Regions from separate parts of the Homo sapiens genome. Here region 2 is linked to region 1. The links are chromatin contacts, found by Hi-C in ENCODE. All regions are on one chromosome and are shown on one strand. The core of a region is the stretch at or near the end of the contact, and the rest is flanking DNA. Distances in the headings are between cores, read along the strand shown. Region 1 holds the start of LINC00302 (long intergenic non-protein coding RNA 302). Region 2 holds the start of SPRR5 (small proline rich protein 5).

Region 1 (2,917 bases), core at 413-2,912:
GTCTCCTTGCTACTGATAGAAGGAAGTCAATTAAATAAAAAATTTTCTCCTAATTTTCAACTTCATCTGCTGACTACAACTTGGCTTTTAAATATAGTCTTCCTCCTTCCATTTTTCAGCAATGCAAACCCTCAACTGGAGTCATATAGATCTACTTACTCTGCATTTACTGACTTTAGTTGCACTTTTAAAGTGTGGAATCATGCACGCATCCCTGCTTGAAACATGCTTCTCTATTTTCTCCATCTACCCCAGCAGCTCTCTGTGGACTGATAAACTCTTGTCTGTCAGCTCCAAACCTACCCTTCTGGGCTCTACTTCGTGATGCTGGCCTGGGCTTTGCAACCGTGGTTCTACTTCGCGGGCAGTCCTCTATTAGGTTTTGTCACTAGGGGGCGCAAGAGACGCAGAAGTCAGGAGAGAAAGAAAGGCCTGTAAGTGTCACCCTATAGATTTTTTTTTTTTTTTTTTTTAATCTGGCAGCAGCAGTTGGTTCCTGTTCCCAGTTTTCTCCACACTTCCAGAACTATCCTCTTCTCCTTTCCTCAGAAGCACCGGCCCCACTAGCCAGTGTCCCACCTCAGAAGCTTGGGTTCTCGCTCTGCAGGTCTCTCCTCTAAATTCCTAGGTTTCAAGAAGTCCATCTCCTTTCCCTTGTTCCCTATCCTTAGTGTGGCAATAGCTGTTCCGCGTGATGCTAGAATTCTCCATATTTGCCTTTTCAATCCTCTAACACCTGTTTAATCCAATGCTTATTGTTTCTGTCAAAATAAGGAGTGTTTCTGTTTTCCTGAATGGACACAGACTGATACAAATCTCTAATAGGTTAACATGGAGGAACTGATGGACAAAAAGAATATCCTGAAATAATAATGTACTTATTTCATTTTGCGAACTTGTAACAATTTTACTGGCAGAAAAATGTGACTTATAAAGTGAAAATAGGTCTATATAGTTCAAAAGCAATTGTACCTGACGTTTTAAGAAATCGTAGATATTTATACTATTTCTTGCTAGCAGAAAGTCATTGAAATGTCAAATGTTTAAGTAAAATGTAAGAGTAAAACATAGTTTCTTAAAATTGGGAAGACTTTGTGAAGGGAAAGAGTGTAAGTATCCAGTTCTTACAGAAGAACTTTGATAGACAGGGAGAACACCGACATTCAATGAATGCAATAGGATCCCTTATTTTGAAAAAACATTTAAAAAAAGAATCCTCTTTAAAAAGTTACAGTTAATATATGTTTTTGAAAAGAGAAAGAGAGTGAGAAGCTGGATCACAGACTGAATTAGGAAGAAAGGAAACTTATTTATTTATTTCCAAGAAGGAACAGGACCATAGAGTCTTGAGAAACCAGATTCTTGTCTCAAGGGTCAGGAATCCTATGCCGCTTTATGGAGTCCCAGCCTAGGAAATAATATACTTTGATGAGATTTCGTTCTCTAGCTTCAGAAGAGTAACTCAGTATCTCCCTGGGAAGGATGGATTGAAGAGACAGGGAGGGAAATGTCAGGAATTACCCTGCAGATGCCCCAGTATGGGAGGAACCACTTCCTGCTCCACCCAGAACCATGGCTCACTAAGGCCCAGTCAGGCGAGTGCCTGCCTATAAAATGTGTGTCAGGACCCCGCTTCTCATCTGCCCTGACACCCTGGGGACTGCCTGCTCCACACCTGGGTCTGACCAGGGTGAGTGGATCTTTTGGAACCTAGACAGAGCACAACTGAAAGGGTAAGTAGCTGTTGAAAATCACAGGGGGAAAGGAAAGACAGGAAAAAAGAGGGTAATAGGAGGAGAGATGTTGGCCTAGGAAGATCCAGCCTGGGAATTAAGAGTCCCTGGGAATTAGAGGGATTAGCCAATCCAAATTCTTGCCAATATCTGGCTTCTGGCAACTGAGTCAGCTGGCTGGGGAGGGATTATTCCACGCTATTCACATCTCATAGATCCATTTCTAGATGCTTAGAGAAGATGGCAGAGGCACACAGAGAAAATGGCAATACCCAATATTACCATGAAATGCCAACTGGTATCCTTTCCTCTACCTCAGATATAATTCCCTCCCTCCTTCCCTTCCCCAATCTCTTCCTCCCTCCCTTCTTGGCTACCTTTCTTTTCTCCTTTATTTATTCATTCATATATTATTCCTATATCACCAGCTATTTATTGAGCTCCTACTAATTACCTGGTGTTATTCTAGACATTGGAATATAGAAGTATGCAAAAGAGGGGAGGATAATCCCTGCTCTTGTGGTGCTTCCATTTCAGGGGGAAATCTACATTTATTGGACATCATCTATGTGACAAGAACTGTGCCATATCTTAGAGACAGAGAAATGAACAAGATGGAGGCTTTGGCTTGACTGTGTGTGTGTGGGGGAGGGTGGGGGGTTATGATTTGTTCAATATGTCAGCAGCCCCAGGGTAGATTCCAAAGGAGGAAACAATGATCTAAGATTTAACAAGTCTATAAAACACCTCTATTGGCTTTTAGGTTGACTGAACTCCCACAAAGATGTCCTGCCAGCAAACCCAGCAGCTGTGCCAGCCTCCTCTTAAAGGGCCCACTACCAAGTGCCCCCCAAAATGTCCCCCTAAGAGCCCTCCTAAGGTGCCCTGTTCAAGTCTCTTCCTGCTGTGGGCCTAGCTCTGGGACTGCTGTGGGCCTAGCTTTGGGGCTGCTGTGGCTTCAGCTGATGTTGGCATCAGAGCTCCAGCTATTGCTTTGGGGCTGCTGCTACCAGGACTTTGAGCATCACCTGAGTAACCGAAACACCAACAACCTGCACCAGTCTCATGCATCTCGTTCATCAGTGCCTTTCATACCTTCAAGAGCTCTTGCCTCAGAGCATTGCTATGCCTGAGGTGTGTCTCAGAAGCAGCCATTGGCACAGTGGCTTGGGGCTGGGCTCAAA
Region 2 (3,311 bases), core at 90-2,589, 290 kb after region 1:
ACATATTGTTATTAACTATAGTCAACATGACTTCCAGTGGATTCCTTGAACTTATTCCTCCTGTCTCTTTCAACCAAGAGCTTATGACACTGGGTGGCAAGTGCCACTACTTGCCTCCAACTTTTTTCAACTTCCTATTCCATATTTCTAAGAGTGTGTCTTGCCCTAGTATTCAAAGCCCATCTCCATGGAGCACCCAACGACTGTTGACCATGCATTTTGTGCCAAACACTTGCACATACTTTAAATAAGTTGTCCATTTTAATCCTTACAACTGACATGCAGAATGGTGCTGTTACCCTCTTTAGCAGGTGAGAAAATTGAAGTGCAAAAACATCTGGTTCCTAAGGTCACCCAACTGGTAAAAGGCAGAGCCTCAGTCTGAGCACCACTTGGGAATTTTTTAAAGATGAGCTCCATCCTTTGCCAGGTATGGGAAGCATCCAAGTCTGTATCCCGTGCCACCCTTCTTTGTCCTGGAACTTCTAACAGAAGTTAGGAGGAAGAGCCAGGACTGGGGCCCCAGGAGCTCAGAACCCAGAATCCAGTCACTGTGACTCCTCCATGAGCTCACTCTAATGCAATGCTTCTTAGCTTCCCCCACCCCCTCCACCTTATGATAATCATTTCCCTGGGAACCCTGGAGTCATATGGATATGTGATATATGTAGGGAGATTTAGAGATAAGCACTATCTACTGTAACCAACCAGTTTCCCCGAATGGGGCCTAACGATTTTCCCAATAGCAGAACAGACAGAGAGTGGCAGCTGCCATTTCTTGTATAAATAACAATAGGTAAAAAATGAAAGCCTCTTGTCTTGTCTTCCCACCAGTTCAAGCTGAATGTGACTCTGAGCCTAGGTCAAGTCAAAGTCACAACTTTGCTGAGGGTGGTGGGTTTCCAAGAGAGCCATCTGCCCCCTCAGCTGTTTTCTTATGTTACCTGCATAAGCTGCCTGTCCCATCCCCTCCTCTCTGCCAACCAGAACATCCCAGAACACTGCCCTCACACCCCCACACCCAGCATGGTCGGAATGCTTGCTTGGGACCATCCTAGATGCCAGGGATCTAAGTCAAAAGTCATGAGTGGGTTTGGAAATCCAAGGAAGCCAGTCCTCGTAAAATGATGGGGAGATGAGGCAAGGGGAGGGTGAAGGCACTGTCATCTCCAAATCCCGCCATACCAGCCCTGGGGGTGAGTAAAACTTAAAATTTGAGGAAGGACAGGTGGATCCTATTGTGACTAGGGACTAATTAGGACACCCCAATCCTGGGCCACCTCATGGCCTCAGGCAGGGATGAGAGGTATATAAAAGGTAGATAGGCTCAGAGCATCCCAAACCCCTCCACACCTATCTGCTCCAGTCGCTGGTGAACCTTGGTAAGTCTGGAAAGGTAGTACCTCTTATAGCAGCCTTGCCTTGCCTGCATCCCTAACCAACTATGGACTGGGCTGATTCTCTGGGTGGTGGTCAGAAAGGATGGGTCTTTTGGGGTACCTCTTTTTTCCATATCATTTGTGACAAACCTATCTTGGGTCCAGCAAGTTATCCAGCAGAGTAGTGTGGGAGGCTGGGCTGAGCAGGGAGAAGGAGGGGGGTATCTACAAGAGGGTCAGTATCTCAGCGATGCTGCTGGCATGGTGTGGGTGTTGCATCTTGTCAGGTGCTAAGAGGGAATTAGTAGGAGAGGAGAGACCAGTTCTGGGCAGAGCAACTGGAAGGACTGTCCTTTCAAAGAAAAGAGAAGGCAGGAAGGAAAGAGAACAGACTCCCTTGGGACAGCAGAGTTGTGGATGTCCATGGAGCAAAGGGCTGCAGGGACAAGACGATGTGGCACCATGGAAGGCTCTGCTCTGGGAATCAGGAGACCTCTTTTCCCACCATCTATGCCGAGTGGCTTTGAAGCCATTCCTTCCCTCTGAGGTTTGCTTTCCTCAACTGTAATTGAGAGAGGCAAGCTAGATAGTCCATTTCATCTATCTCTAGAGTTTTCTCTTTATAAACTCCTTTAGAGAGTGGTTAAGATGCGCCTTTTAAATTGTTTATGAATTTACTTAACAAATTACAACTCTTATATAGTGTTCATTTTGTGCTACTACTCTGCATGTGTGTGTCGGTACATACATACCTACGTATGCATGCATATTTTAAGTATGTATTTTATATACTCATTTAATTTTTGCACCAACTCTAAGAGAGGTAAGTATGGAAAACCTTAGTTGCTCAAAATCATATAGTTAATAAATGATTTAGCCAGAACTCAGATCCCAGGCAATTTATTCCAGATGCCACAGGTTTTGCTATAATAGGATACAACAGTCTGCTCTTTCATTCTTCCTCTTTTTTTTCCTCTCTCTCCCTTTTCTTTTTTTATGTTTTTCTTTCTTTTCAACCCCTCCTAACATTTCTGTTTTCCCTCCCTTCCTCCTTTCCTATCTTTCCTTCCTTCCATGTTTCTTTGTCTTGAAAAGAGTTGAAATAACTTGTAAACACTTAAAGTTTACACATGCGCGCGCGCACACACACACACACACTCCTCTTAAATCTGTGAAGGGATCAGGGCAAGGTAAAAGCAGAGCAGGACAGGAATGTGGCAGGGGGTTCACCTGGGCTTAGGGTCTCTCTATGGCTCAAGTGTTCCTCATTTCTGTGTCTTTCTGTTTCCAGTTGCAAGTCCAGCCCAGAATGTCTCAGCAGAAGCAGAAGCAGTGTGCTCCCCCGCAGCAGTGCTGCCCCCCACCCCAGCAGCGCTGCCCCCCACCCCAGCAGTGCTGCCCCCCGCCTCAACAGTGCTGCCCCCCACCCCAGCAGTGCTGCCCGCCGCCTCAACAATGCTGCCCCCCTCCCCAGCAGTGCTGTCCCCCACCCCAGCAGTGCTGCCCTCCACCTCAGCAGTACTGCCCCCCACCCCAACAGACCAAGCAGCCTTGCCAGCCCCCACCCAAGTGCCAGGAGCCCTGTGCCCCCAAGTGCCCACCCCCTCAGCAGTGCCAGACGTCCAAGCAGAAGTAAGCCCTGGGCATGTGATCAGAGGCGAACCCCCAGGAAAAACAGAGCATGAAGTTCCTTCTGGGCCAGCATCTTACACTCCACAGGCCAAGCAAAGCCCTGCTCACCAGTGCTTCTGGATGCAGCCACACTTCACACTTGCAGGAGAGGCAGCACCAGGCTGGCAGCTGGCGGCTTCCTCGAGCTCTACTCTTCTTAATTAGCAGCTGCAGTTTCCATCTCAGACAAGGATCTGGTTCTAAACTATCTAATCATCTTTCCTGACATGCATCTACATTGCCCTGCTGGAAACATGAGCG

The links. Hi-C counts contacts between places; a loop is a spot of excess contacts on that map.
Region 2: a map of lower leg skin shows a loop between it and region 1 (4-fold over the local background). The contact joins the promoter of SPRR5 here to the promoter of LINC00302 in region 1. A Hi-C loop is called at or near these places in 1 of 168 maps with a recorded cell type or tissue (lower leg skin).

The regions. Positions count from the first base shown.
Region 1 is chr1:152,653,815-152,656,731 of GRCh38, forward strand. LINC00302 (long intergenic non-protein coding RNA 302) reads left to right here and starts at 1,663. Exons shown (of 2, transcript NR_145430.1): 1 at 1,663-1,733; 2 at 2,497-2,917. It also overlaps the pseudogene LCEP3.
Region 2 is chr1:152,945,867-152,949,177 of GRCh38, forward strand. SPRR5 (small proline rich protein 5) reads left to right here and starts at 1,340. Exons shown (of 2, transcript NM_001395435.1): 1 at 1,340-1,382; 2 at 2,671-3,311. The coding sequence starts at 2,689. The coding sequence ends at 3,015. LINC01527 (long intergenic non-protein coding RNA 1527) reads right to left here. Exons shown (of 2, transcript NR_183723.1): 1 at 3,120-3,311.